Linked DNA regions of Homo sapiens: region 1 is linked to region 2. A link is a loop called in an ENCODE intact Hi-C map of the cell type or tissue named here. Cell type or tissue: Caco-2. All regions are shown on one strand. Each heading gives the region's core, and the rest is flanking DNA. Links, peaks and the distances in the headings are about the cores only.

Region 1 (7,506 bases), core at 1,426-5,425, 130 kb after region 2:
TTGGAGGCTTTGTTCGTTTCTTTTCACTCTTTCTTCTCTAATCTGGTTTTCTCACTTTATTTCATTGTGTTGATCTTCAATCCCTGATATCTTTTCTTCCGCTTGATCAGTTTGGTTATTGATACTTGTGTATGCTTCATGAAGTTCTCACGCTGCATTTTTCAGCTCCATCAGGTCATTTATGTTCTTTTCTATACTAGTGATTCGTCTAACCTTTTTTCAAGGTTCTTAGCTTCCTTGCTTTGGGTTAGAACATGCTCCTTTAGCTCGGAGGAGTTTGTTATTACCCACTTTCTGAAGCCTACTTCTGTCAATTCGTCAAACTCATTCTCTGTCCAGTTTTGTTCCCTTGCTGGTGAGGAGTTGTGATCCTTTGGAGGAGAAGAGGCATACTAAGTTTTGGAATTTTCAGCGTTTTTGCCCTGGTTTCTCCCCATCTTTGTGGATTTATCTACCTTTGGTCTTTGAAGTTGGTGACCTTTGGATGGGGTCTCTGAGTGGACGTCCTTTTTGTTGATGTTGATACTATTCCTTTCTGTTAGTTAGTTTTCCTCCTAACAGTCAGGCCCTTCTGCTGCAGGTCTGCTGGAGTTTGCTGTCTCCGGCAGAGGCTGTAGACCAGCAAAGATTGCTGCCTGTTCCTTCCTCTGGAAGCTTCCTCCCTGAGGGGCACCCGCCACATGCCAGCCAGGGCTCTTCTGTATGAGGTGTCTGTCCGCCCCTACTGGGAGGTGTCTTCTAGTCAGGACACATGGGGGTCAGGGATCCAATTGAGGAGGCAGTCTGTCCCTTATCAGAGCTCAAACACTGTGCTGGTAGATCCATTGTTCTCTTCAGAGCTACCAGGTAGGGATGTTTAAGTTTGCTGAAGCTGCACCCACAACCGCCCCTTCCCCCAGTCCCTGACTGGGGCTGCTGCCTTTTTGTTTTCAGAGATGCCCTGCCCAGAGAGGAGACAGTCTGGCCACAGCTGACTTGCTGAGCTTGGGTGGGCTTTGCCGAGTTCAAACTTCCTGGTGGCTTTCTTTACACTGTGAGGGTGAAACTGTCTACTCAAGCCTCAGCAATGGTGGATTCCCCTCCCCCTACCAAGCTCAAGCATCCTAGGTTGAGCTCATACTGTTGAGCACAGCTCTGCTGTGCTGGCAGGCAGAATTTCAAGCCAGTGGATCGTAGCTTGCTGGACTCCATGGGGGTGGGACCTGCCAAGCCAGACTTCTTGGCTCCCTGGCTTCAGCCCCCCTTTGCAGGGGAGTGAATGGTTCTGTCTTGTTGGTGTTCCAGGTTCCACTGGGGTATGAAGAAAGATTCCTGTGGCTAGCTCAGTGTCTGCCCAAATGGCTTCCCAGTTTTGTGCTGGAAACCCAGGGCCCTGGTGGTGTAGGCACCAGAAGTAATCTCCTGGTCTGGAGTTGCCAAGACTGTAGGGAAAGTGCAGTATCTGTGTGAGAGTGCACGGTATAGTCCCTAATGGCTTCCCTTGGCTGGGACAGGGAGTTCCCGGACCCCTTGCACTTCCCCACCCTGCTTTCGCTCGCCCTCCTTGGGCTGCACCACTGTCCAGCCAGTTTCAATCAGATGAACCAGGTAACTCAGTTGGAAATGCAGAAATCACCTGCCTTCTGCGTCGATCTCGCTGGGAGCTGCAGACCTGAGCTCTTCCTGTTTGACCATCTTGCCAGCAACCCCCAAGTACTATAAAACATTTCAAATGCACATAAAAACAGAATAGTACAATAATCCTCACATACTCATCAGCCAGAATCAACAATTATTAAAACTGTGGCACACTGCACTATGTACTTTTTTCTTTGTTGAAATATTTTAAAAGGCATATCCTACACTTAAAATCATTTTGCCTCTACACACTTCAATATGGATTGAGGGACAAGCTATTAAATGCCATCAACATTCTTCTAAGAGGTGTAGAATGTATTCTCCAGGTTCCTCACTTTCCAAATTCATTTATACACATCCCACACATTTAGTGTCTAAATGTTGAACTCAACTATATAAATTATAAATTAAACAAATCAATCGATTGTGTTCACTCTAATATCTGGAAGAAAAAAGTCAACATAATTTAAAAATCAATCTATGAGTCAACAGATTTATTGAGTGGTGAATCAGCTGGATGGAGGGGCTGGGAAACCCAGCTGGGATGGCTGCTGCTTCTCCAGTAGGCTGCTACAGAGCAGGAGACTCTGACTTCCTCCTTCCCCAACCATGTCACTAGAGTGACTGTGATGGAAGCCCTGGTCCCTCCTGCACTGTTTCTACTCAGCTGTGCAGAAATCTGCTGCCTTCCACAATGAAGCCATTCTCTAAGACCAGCCAGAGTCCCACCTACTGAAAGACTGTAGTGAAGTCATTCCTAATTATGCCTTCCAGTTAGCACTGTCTTCAGCACACAATTGAGCAATTACTGCTTCATGCATACATCTTACCTTCCTGGGTGGACTGCAAGACATCAAGGATAAGAACTATGTTTTGCCTTCTATAATGTAACTTAAAGTGCCCAATAATGATGGCATAGCAGGCACTCAATATATATTAAGGGGCAAATGCAGCTCAGCTTGAACTTTCACTGGGCTGAAGTTGCTTAGTGTCAATTTTTCTGCTTAGAATCAACTCATAAGAGAGAGAAAAGAAAAAAAAACCCTGCAGAGGCATTTTTGCCTAAGAATGTGGATAAAAAGACATGCTGCACTGTCTTTCATCCATCTACTTGTGCAGCCTGCCCTACAAGTCCACTTAAACCCTGTCCATTTTGCCTTTGCTTGAACAATGTAAAATGTCTTTTTCTTTTTCTTCCCTTGTGCAAATGACTAAGGCAATTGTTTGTTGTTGGCAGGTACTGCGGTATGACCGCATGTTTAAGAGTCCTAAAACCCTATGTAAGAAGTCAGTCCCTAACTGAACCCATACCCAAATCAACAGGCTCATTCCTGCGGCAGCACCATGGTGCCACCAAGTGGACAGCTTTTGAACAATTAAACTCACTGTGAACTGGCAAATCATTTTGGAACTGGAGCATTTATGGCCCACTCACTTAAGTAAGTGAGTTGTAGATTTTATACTCTTTAATCTTATACCTTGTATGTTTGATGAATTCTAACAATTGCTTCACATGTGCTTCTTGAAATTTTATTCTCTTTAACTCCTATTTGTGATTTAAGAAAATTCTTAATGAAAACATTTATGATGTACAATAACATGGGCACTTACCTTTCCTTTCACTATATTTTGAGAGAAAACAAGTTCTCCATTTTATCTGGGTCAGTTTTTAAAAGATTAATTATATTTCCTAGGGAAGTCTACTTAAAGGGGAAGAATGCTTGCTTCTATGATATATATGTTGGCTATGTGCTGTTTTATTGTTTGACACTTTCTGCAGTTAATCTTACATCTTGCTGTTCAGAACATCAAACAAATGGTGCTGGTGCAATTGAACATCCATCTACAGAAAATAAACCCAACTGTTACCTTGAACCATAAACAAAAATTAACTTGAAAAGGATCTGATTGTCACAAACACTTTAAGCCCCAGCTGACTGCCCACTTTGAGAAAATCCTTGAAGAAGCAAAGGCAGTTCTAGCACACTTTACTCTCTTTTACTTACCTGAAGCTAAAAGTATCTCACCTACATTTTCCTCAGTGGAGACCCCATATGATGAATTTTCTTTTTTAAAAAATAAAAAGGTATTTGTTTATTTCAATATTAAATATTTCTTTCTCTTTTTTTTTCCCCTGAGACAGAGTTTTGCTCTTGTTGCCCAAGCTGGAGTGCAACAGCATGATCTTGGCTCACTGCAGCCTCTGCCTCCCAGGTTCAAGTGATTCTCTTGCCTCGGCCTCCCAAGTTGCTGGAATTACAGGTGCATGCCACCACACCTGGCTAATTTTTTTTTTTTTTTTTGTATTTTTAGTAGAGACGGGGTTTCACCATGTTGGTCAGGCTGGTCTCAAACTCCTGACCTCAAGTGATCCACCTGCCTTGGCCTCCCAAAGTGCTGGGATTACAGGCATGAGCCACCGTAACTGGCCACTTATTAAATATTTCTAAAAGTCTATCTTGGCTCTATATAACTTAGGGAAGTATATAGTTTTATCTTATATGGGAGGATTAAAAAGAATTTAATTTATATCCCATAAAACATTCATAAAATGTAGGCAAGTGCATTGGACTAGCAGCCGTGAGATACAAAGTCTACTCTCAGGGATGGATGTTTCTTTCTTTCTCTTTCTTTTTCTTTCTTTTCTTTTCTTTTCTATTCTTTCTCTTTCTTTCTCTCTTTCTTTCTTTCTCTCTCTCTCTTTCTTTCTTTCTTCTCTTTCTCTCTCTCCCTACCTCCCTCCCTCCCTCCCTTCCTTTCTTCCCTCCCTCCTTCTTTCCTTCTTTTCTTTTCTTTTCTCTCCCTCTTTTTTTTTTTTTTTTTTTTTTTTTTTTTGAGACGAAGTCTCCCTGTGTCGCCCAGGCTGGAGTGCAGTGGTGCGATCTCAGCTCACTGCAAGCTCCGCCTCCCAGGTTCACACCATTCCCCTGCCTCAGCCTCCCGAGTAGCTGGGACTACAGGCGCCCGCCAGCACGCCCAGCTAATTTTTTTGTATTTTTTAGTAGAGACGGAGTTTCACCGTGTGTTAGCCAGGATGGTCTTGATCTCCTGATCTCATGATCTGCCCGCCTCGGCCTCCAAAAGTGCTGGGATTACAGGCGTGAGCCACGGCGCCCGGCCTCCTTTTCTTTTTTCTTTGCTTTTTTTTTTTCTTTTCTTTGCTTTGCTTTGCTTTTGATAGAGGTCTTGCTGTGTTGCCTAGGCTGGTCTCCTGGGCTCAAGCAATCCTCTCGCCTCAGCCTCCCTCCCACCTCAGCCTCCCGAGTAGCTGGGATTACAGGTGCACCCAGCTCCAGGGCTGTTTCAAATCACTAGTGTGGCCACATATAAGACACTTAAGACTCTCTCTTAGTTTCCACTTTTGTAAAATGAGGTAGTTAATGCCCCCCTCTAAAAAAATTTGTGTATTCCTAAGAGCATTTGTTCTGCTGTTAATAAGGAGGCCGGGCAGGATCTTTTAAATTCTTTCCTTGTCTCCTGTTTGTTTTTCATGACTGTGCATATTTGCAAGTTATTATACTTACAAAATGAACTCTTTACTTAAAAGCTGTTATTCTTGACACCTGAAACTAATTTTAATGGACACTTGTGGAACATTTCTCAGAGCTATATATTTCTTTCACATTTTCTAAATGCATATTACAACAAATGTATTTCTATATTTTTGCCAAATTTCAAATATGTTTAAATAATAGCTTCAGAACCATATATCCGAAATGTACTATTTAAAAATACCTACACTATTTTCCATAAAAGGAAAGGCACAGATTGACCTCAGTGCATTGCATCTTGACCCACCATGCCAGGGTGAATGCCACCACACATAAGATCTGCAGGTATAAAAGAGGCATGAAGATGTAGTGAGCATGCATTGGACAAGCAATAAGAAGCCTTGGATTTCATTCAGCCTGAATCTACTACATCTAAGCGCCTGAGCTTGTGGAAAATCACTTGATGGGTTTGAGCCTCTGTTTCCTTATGTGTAAAATGGTGATAATAAATCCTACCTAATACATTTGGTTGTTCTAAGGGTCAAATGAAATAAGGTTCAAGGAAGTGTGCTGAAACTCTGAAGGGCAACTGTGATGGAAATCTTTTGTTTAGTAGGAGGAAATTAAAAAGGATTAGGAAGGTGGGGGAATACCATAATCAAGGGTGATTTAGAACCATTAGCAAAAAGTAATTGTGTTCTCTTGTAGAATTGTCAGAGCCATGAGCTCTTCCTCATCCCTTTCTCCTTGTTATGTGAATGATGGGAGCAGACACGACCTTCTGTCCATGATCCATTTAGTTCAGATAATAGGAAAGGATGTTGCAGTCTAAGGATCAACAGAACAATAGAAGAACAAGGGGGAGAAAGAGGGCAGAAGAGGAGGGGGACAGAAATCAACATTACATTATCATGGTGGCGAGTCAGACATGGTGGCAACCACTGTGTGTACTGTTTTTTTTTTTTTCATGCAGAGATGGCTTTTGGATTCCCAGTGGTAGGAAGAGAAGCTTAAATGGATGAATACAAAATAATTATTAAAAAATGAAATAGAGAATTATTAGGAATTTTCTCTTTTAAAAAAGAGGAGGTCTGTAGTCTTTAAAAATGTCAGCATCATAAAAGACGAAGAAAGGCTGTGGAAGTGTTCTAGATAAAAGGAGACTATAAAATACATAACAAATAAATACTTGATCTAGGCTGAGATCTGTACTGGAGGAGAAAAAAAATGCTATAAAGGACATTACTATCTCAATTGACAAGATTGGAATATGGATGGCAAATTAGATAAAAGTACTGTATCAATGCCAAATTTACTAAAGTTGAAAATTGTACTATAGTTATAAATATAGTAAGCAAATACTCCTATTGTTAGGAAACACACTGAATTATTTAGGAATGATGGGCCATGATGATGTAACTAATCTTTAAACTGTTCAGGAATAAAAATATTGAGAGAGAGGGAGAGAGAAAGCAAAAGGGTGAGAAAATGGGGTGAAAATGGGGTAAAAAATGGGCATAAAAATGTTATAATAACATTTAACATCTATATGGCTCTTAGTCATTTATGAAGTACTTTGACATACTTTGTTTTCTTTAATCCTCATTAAGAAAGCCCCATTTTACCAATAAGGAAACTGACAATCAGAGATTTCTTGTGAGACTTTGGCTAAATCATGTTTGTATCTTCATTGCCTCTCTTGGTGAATGCATGAAGGAAGGAAGGCAGGGATGATGAATTGACTTGTCCCAATTCACAGACCTAGAGTTGCAAAGATAGGACTGAGAACTACAGTTCGATACCTTTTTACTACTTTGCAGCTGTTAAGTACTACACAACACACTCAAATCTTTGCAGCTGTTAAATACCACACAACACATCCAAATCATAGATCAGGATTAGCCATTATTTAGTTACTCTTTGGTGATTCACAAGTCATATAATCTTACAGTGCCTTAAGCTTTAACTTTTTGTAGGCCAGTTATCACCCTGTAGCTAAGGGAAATGCCAGTTGAAAAAACGTTAAATTCTGGAAGAGTGAGACTTATCTTGCAGTAAACCTCAATACATTGCTTTTGCAGGAGATGCTATTTAATCCAACAAGGTAAAATTATTTTATACAGACATTTTGCCTAAGCATAGGAATGAAAAAGATGTTATCAAGGTATCTATACTGCTTATTTTGGTGGTAAACCTTACCCCCAGTATGAAATATTGTGTACTGTTATGTTGAGCACTTCAAATCTTTTTTTATTTTTTATTCTCAGCATTTGAATGAAAATCCTAGATAGCTAAAGGATTTTTTTCTCACAGGTGAAGAAGAAGCACATTATCAGCAGCAGAAATGGTTTCTGGGAATTTATTATCAGTCATCTTTGTTTTAATCAGTGCCAAGTAT
Region 2 (7,506 bases), core at 1,844-5,843:
TACCTGCCACATAACCTCAGCCTCAGCCACAATCCCTTTGCCTCTGACCCTCCTTGGCTCTTCCCAGTTGGATACACTCACTTCTCAGCCCCCATTCTTCATGTAATCCTGCCAGAGGCAAGTTGTACACACATCTATAAAAAGTTAGGAGAGGTTTAAGGTGAAACAGGCAATGGAAATCCTTGGTGCAGCTCCTAACCTTGAGAATAGCACAGTAGGTAACAATTATTAGTGTCCTAAAAGGACATTTTAGGACAGGCAGGGCAGCTCACGACTGTGATCCCAGCATTTTAGAAGGCCAAGGTGAGAAGAATGCTTGAGGCCAGGAGTTTAAGACCAACCCAGGCAACAAAATGAGATCCCATCTCTCCAGGAAAAAAAAAAAAAAAAAAAAAAGGCCAGGCCAGGCATGATGGTTGTAGTCCCAGCTATTCAGGAGGCTGAGGTGAGAGAATCACTTGAGCCCAGGAATTCAAAGTTGCAGTGATCGCACCACTGTACTCCAGCCTGGGTGACAGAGAAAGACTCTGTCTCTCAAGATAAAAAATAGAACATCTTGTACCGGCCCCTGTTAGAATGCGTGCCCCAGTAATTTCACTTCTCAAGAACTTCACAAAATAATGTGAAATATAGACAAATATTTATACCTACAAATCTCTCTCAATATTATTTATAACAGCAAAAAAATCTGATGCATGCTAGATCTGCAACAATCAAGGAATGATTATGCAAATTATACCTCAAGTTAAGTTCCCCTCCTACATGATCCCATAGACCATGTACTTGCCCCTCTACAGGACTCAACCTGCCTACTAATTGGCCATTTCCTCCAACAGGTCCTGAAGGACAAAAGCCATGTTTTGTTCACTACTTTCGCCACAAAGTATAGTTTATAATAAGCACAAACTAAATATCTGTTGAATGTCTTCTGGAAAACACCTTTAAGTAAATTTTATGTGATGGAATGTTATTCAGCCATTAAATGTGGTTTGTGAAGCCTTCTTAAATATAGGGAGTGCTGATGATGAAAAGCTCTGGAAAGCCGGGCGCAGTGGCTCACGCCTGTAATCCCAGCACTCTGGGAGGCCGAGCCGGGCAGATCACCTGAGGTTGGGAGTTTGAGACCACCCTGACCAACATGGAGAAACCCTGTCTCTACTAAAAATACAAAATTAGCCAGGTGTGGTGGCACACACCTGTAATCCCAGCTGCTCGGGAGGCTGAGGCAAGAGAATTGCTTGAAGCCAGGAGGCGGAGATTGCGGTGAGCCAGAGATCGCGCCATTGCACTCCAGCCTGGGCAACAAGAGCGAAACTCCGTCTCAAAAAAGAAAAAAAAAAAAGCTCTGGAAATGGATAGTGGTGGTGATTGCACAACACTGAATATACTTAATGCCACTGAATTGTACACTTAAAAATGGTTAAAATGGTTAATTTTATGTTATGTATACTTTAACCCAATAAAAGAGATAAACAGAGAGTGCTTATGAGGCAAGTTAAGTGAAAAGGCAGGATACCATAGGTCTAAACCATATAAAACTACATTTGCATTTTTTTAAAAGGCGGGAAAGCAGCATACTAAAATATTCATGGTGGTTTATCTTTGAGGGGTAGTGTTGGGGTGATTTTTGTTTTATTTGCAGTTTTCTGTATTTCCCAAAATTTCTACAATGGCTCACATATAATATGTATAATTGGAAAAAGACATCAAGCAGCATGGATAGAAAGGTTTCCTTATCAGCAGGTTAAACGTGGATCAAAATCATTTACCTTGCTATGATCCTTGATGTATTATACTTGTATACTGCATATCATTTGTGCTTGCCTTCACTGTATAGTCCATAAAACATGCCATTTAAGTGAAAACGGTACCTTTTAAAATTGAAATGTATTATTTAGCTTTTGCTCTGCCAGAAAGTATGCCTTTCAGATGTGATGCACCGTAAGTATGCTTTGCTCAGGCTGAGAAGCAGCAACTGATGGTTGTTTTAGACACACAAGTGACCAACTGGATCAAATGCACAGTTGTTCTCAGAGGTGAAAGACTTTCAGAACCTGTGATGAGCCAGTCTGCAACACCTCAAAGAGACTGAGACATCCAAATGGCCTCAATAAACACTAAACTTGATACATTTACAAATAAATTAGAAGCAAGTCCTTTGGAGTTACACAAACTCAGGACTGAAGTAACAGAGCCAGGACTGCCACTTATCATGCATACAACTGTGAGTGTTCCTGGCCTCAGTTGTCCCACAAATAAATGGGGATAAAAATGCTTCCCTCTTGGGTAAACAAGATGATATTTGCAAATCAGAGCTGGAGGAAACCCTGAGCGTGCTAACAGCAGTTGTCCAATCAATATCATTAATTTCCTTCCTTTCCCCTCTTTAGATCAAGTGTCCAATCCAGGATAGCAAGTGAAATACTAAAAACGGCCCTCTACCTAGAACTAATACAGTTAACATCATAGGAGAATGGGAAGATGTTCTGAATCCTTTTCGAGTTTCACTCCTCAGAAGCCCTCATAAAATGCAAACCAATTTTCCTATTCTTTGTTCCTCAATAACTGGAAAATATTCTCTGTGTCCTTCACATGCCTGGAATCCTGATATCACCCTTAGGTTTCTCTTCAAACCTTTCATTCACACCTGGCATGGTGGCTCATGCCTGTAAACGTAACATTTGGGGAGGCCAAGGCTGGGGGATCACTTAAGGCCAGGATTTCAAGACCAGCCTGGGCAACACAGCAAGACCCCCATATCTCTACCAAAAAAACAAAACAAAACAAAACAAACAAACAAACAAAAAAAACAGCCGGTTGCGGTGGCACATGCTTGCAGTCCTCGTTACTCAAGAAGCAGAAGCAAGAGGATTGCTTGAGCCCAACAGTTTGAGGCTGTGGTGAGCCAAGATGGCGCCACTGCACTCCAGCCTGGGTGACAGAGCAAGAAACCCCGTCTCTTAAAAAAAAATAAATAAAAATAAAAATAAAACTAAAAACTCAATACAAATGATAAAATCTTTCATTCCTTTAAACGTATCAGTGGTTCCTCTCAATCCTCTCTTCAAGCTCTCCCTACATTCTGTTAACTGGATGGCCTCTGAATCCCTCTGAGCAGGACTTGTGATAGCATAAGACTAGCACCTAATTCATGCATCCCAGAGAGCTCTGAAAAATGCAACACATTATTATGCTTTGGGAGGTTACTTGATTCTGACTGATGAGGGTGTGCAGTGCCCCTGAAACAAATCCAAGTGTGACCCACAGTGCCCTCCTATTTGCTCCCATAACCTTTGTCCTTTGCTTTGCCTTGCAATTGCCAACATTGTTTAGCAAGCTGATCGAGTCTGAGATTGCATCAGATTCAACACTGCACCAAATCCCTCCCTTCAAAAGAGCAGCCCCTATCTTTGCAAAAGATCTGCCTGCTTCCTTCCTTGATTAGCTCTTACTTGAGTGCCTCACTGGGCAAAGGAGGAAAGAAGCTGACAAAGCAAGGATAATGGAAATCTTCAGCTGTTTAAGGTTACCTTTGTACAGGCTGAACTGTACAAACTGACTTCACTACCTTTGGGCTATAAAACTCAACCTTTTTCTTTCAGTAAACATGTACTGAGCCCAGCGCTAAGTGCTCGGCTTTCAAAAATCAGCCATTTTTTCCTTATGGAAGAAAAGAATTATCAACAATTCTGCCACAGTGCAGTATGTTCTAGAACAAAAGTATATACAAGGTTATTACAGCTGCACAGAGGGCAAAGAAGGACACTGAATCTGCCTGGGCAGGATTCGAGGAGTTGGATAATTCCCACATCTCTTTACTCGCCATGGAGGAATGAATGAGCTGACCTACAGTGCCTGTGGGAGGCTAGTGCTGTTGCAGCCTTTTAACGCAGTCTATTTAATGCCATTGCCACTGAATTGCTTTGGTTGCTGTACATGCTTTCCTGTTCTCCTCACATATTTATCTCTTACTTTATTTTCAGAATAGAACATATGGTGTTTCCATTCTCTCTCCAGTCTTTCAACCCCATCATGTTTCCTGCCCTGGAGAGTTGCTTTGACTATCAGAGAAGGCATACTATAATGGCTTAGTTGGAGCAAATAAAGAGGCAGGAATAAGCCTGTTTGCTGAAAGGAGGTGGAAAAGCGTGTGCAGAGCCATTATCAGAAGTACCCACTGCAACCAGGCCCTCCGTGGCTCCAGCAGGTGAGTACCTGCCCTGTGAATGCCCAGGGGCATCCCTGCCAATTGCAGCTGGAGGTATTTGTCTTCACATCAGTTTCTATCCTCTACATCTCACCTTATCCATTTCTAGGGTGTACTGTTAAAATCGTGGTTCTTAACCTTTTATAGTTCATGAAATCCTCTGAGAGAATCTAGTGAAATCCAATGACTCGCTCCCCTGAAAAATTTTCAAAAGCACATAAATGCAAAATATTACATACAACTTCTAGGGATACACAAACCCCTAAACCCTATACACAGAAACCAGGAAAAAGCATACTGTTTAGTTCAAAATCCTTGAGCTTGTACTATGTGCCAAGCACCATGGGGACACCACCTCAAACTTAATGCTTCACCATTCTGAATGCTGGACTGTCCTCCAACATCCTGCCTTTGTTCCATGTAAAGCTTCTGCCTGTAACACTTGTCCCCATGTTCTCTGCCCAGGAAACATCTATTCTGCAGTTCAAGCATCACCTCTTAAATGAAAATAATGGAAACTTTATGAACCCATCACCCTAATCCACCCCTTCCCCAAGAAGGGCAAATTACTCCCCTCTTCCTGTCCCACCATTTTCTGAAGATACTTGAATCAGAGATCCTACAATATTTATTACTTTCATGCAGTCACATCCCTTTCTCTATCAGACTGTCGGCAACCTGAGGGCATGGACTATAACTTAACAATCTTTTATTTCCAGCTCGTAGTTTACAGTCTCTATTCTGGAGGAAAACATTCCTTTGGGGGAAACAAACACACAATCAGTTAATTTTAATACAAGTGTCCTAATGCTCAAACCTGATGAGTGATTTTTAAGCAAAATCTTAGGGGAGGAGTGGCAATAAACTAGACAAAATTGGTGTGTGGAGGTGGGGACATTATTGGCAGGGGGACAGCAAGGCATGCAGCAGAATCACAGTGTACAGGGAAGGCAGTAATTCAGGATTCGTGGTGACTAAATAGGGAGGCAGAAGGCACATGTAAGAGGTGAGGAGAGAGAAGTAAAGAGGAGTATGAGGATAGAGGGCACCAAATGAGGTAGGGAACGTGGACATATCCCAGAGGTGAAAATCACTGAAAGATTTTTTCTCCCTTTTCTACTTAGAAAAGTAACATGATTATTGTAAAAAAATGGAGAAAAGGCAAGAAGACGACAAACTCACAACTCCATCATATAGAGGCAACATTATTACTATTCTCTCATCCTTATGTGTTATGTTAATAAGTATGCATGTGTATGTAACTGTGGTTTGTATTCTACTTTGATTTTGCTAAAATTAAGTATTTACTAGCATCAGGCACTATACTGAATACACTACATGCATTATCCTCAAAATAATTCTTAGTAATTCACAATTATTCATTGTAATTCATTTTTAGGAGGACAAAGTTGGGGGAAGGGTGTCCAACACCACACGACTGATTAATATGTATTTAATAGCAGAGCTGAGAGATTCCAAACCAAGTTTTCTTCAAATACTTCATTTTTTTTCTTTATTCTCATGTGTTTAATTTATAAGTGAATTACTTTTTCCAATTTTCTCAGAAAAATCGCTTTGGGAATTTGATAAGCATTGTGATAAACCTAAAAATAAACCTGGAAAAAAAACCAAACCCATTACTATATTGTTTTCCCATATAGAGAGCACATAAAACTCCTGGCTTTCATTTCAATCTTTTTATAATCTTCGCAAAGTTTGCAGTTTTCTTCATTGAAGACTTGTAAGTTTAGGAGGGTGGCATGTTCAGATATATGCTTTGGACAGATAAATTTGGCAACAGTATGAAGGAAGACAGATTTGAGGAGACGAGATTGGAAGGCTGAAACACAAACTAAGAGAGATGGCCACAGTCCAGGTGAGACACAAGAGCCTAGAACCAAGGCAGTGATGTGTGGTGGGGAGGGCAGGGAACTGCCTCAGGAAACATGGAAGGCAGAATTTAAAGGACATCGAGCAAAAAGACGAAGCAGAGTGGTAGAGGAAAAAGGGGAAGTCAGGGAGAGTGGGTGAAATGGGGATGCCATTCACAGAGAGCACACAGAAGGGATGCAACTTGTGGTGTGGGGGAGGAAATAACAAGTTCAACTGTGAACTAAATCACCGAAATCATTCCAAGTGCCTACTCTATGCTGAGTGCTGAAGAGTCTGTGGCACATCAGACTGGGGTGGCCCCAGGACGGGCAGACTGGGGTTAACAATGAGCAAGGAGATTAGGCTGGGCAGAGGGGTGCACCCTGGTGGAGATGGCCTGGATGGGGCTCTGAAGCTCTAGGAACAGATCTGAAACTGCAAGTGTGAATGAGACTGCCCTCAGAAAACATGCAAGAAATGTGAGAACAGAAGCCAACCAAGGTTAGAGCTTGAATTAAAACAGTGTTTCAAGTTGAACAGACGAAGCAGGCACGCCAAGAGAGCAATAGAAGTTATAATAACCCAATCCTGAGCCCATACTGCCCCTAGACTTCTTGGAAAGAATGATTTTTTTTTTTAATTCAAAGGTCTCTCAGTTGATTTTAAACATTAAACAAAATCACATTAAAAGTCCATGATGAGGGCAAGAATTTGCATCTCCTGGCTGCCTCTCAGAGCTTTATCCACCAGCCACATGGAATTGATGATTAATATTCAGTAGGAAGTGAATGTATAATCATGTGCCTGCCATTCAAATGTGAAAAGAAATGTTTTCTGCTCAGTACACCCAATAATACATTAATATATCTTCAGTTTAAAATACATTTATGAATAATTTTATACATTTTATAAATTTCCTGGCAAGGATGATAATAGAACAATCTATTTTCACTGCTGCATGAAACAAAAAAGAGGAATGAAAGGTTCAGTTAATCAAGGAATTTAATATGCTTTATAATAAATATCAAACAGTCATTACTTGGGCTATACAAAGGGTGGCTGAGGTCACAATATGATTATAATAGCAAGAGTTTGTGTCCATATATATTCTCTGTCAGTTACTTAAATTTGCATATGAAGTTTCCTCTATGATTTTTTTTACCACATTAGAAAGCTAGAAATCAAATTTGCTTGTCCTGATCTATATATGAGCAGCAATAATAAGATTTTGTAATGATTAACAGTAGTAACAATCAAATAAATGGAAAACACTAACCTTTCCAAGGTACCAATGCAATGACAAACAGACGGATATGAAAATAAATTACCTGCACTGCCATACGTAAATGTGGTTTAGAACACCAGGAAAGCACCAGAATCTTAAATGATTACTGTGGCAGTGTTTGATGAGGCCAGGAACAAAAAAT

The links. Hi-C counts contacts between places; a loop is a spot of excess contacts. Peaks named below come from ENCODE experiments on the same cell type or tissue, not always from the same donor. Only the 100,000 strongest peaks of a DNase experiment are listed, where the experiment ranks them.
Region 1: a loop joins it to region 2, with 4 times the contacts of the local background. A loop is called at or near these places in 1 of 110 quality-filtered maps.

The regions. Positions count from the first base shown.
Region 1 is chr12:45,126,440-45,133,945 of GRCh38, reverse strand. No RefSeq gene overlaps it. Among named protein-coding and RNA genes, the nearest start is that of DBX2, 79 kb to the right of the region's middle. RefSeq lists an enhancer at 2,856-2,905. In Caco-2, for the core only: a CTCF peak has its summit at 2,958 (motif pointing left); a DNase peak (open chromatin) is centred at 2,955.
Region 2 is chr12:45,256,258-45,263,763 of GRCh38, reverse strand. All of the region lies in intron 1 of ANO6 (anoctamin 6), which reads right to left. Among named protein-coding and RNA genes, the nearest start is that of ANO6, 44 kb to the right of the region's middle. RefSeq lists an enhancer at 6,004-6,504. In Caco-2, for the core only: no CTCF peak of the experiment used is centred there; a DNase peak (open chromatin) is centred at 3,383; H3K4me3 peaks cover 859 bases.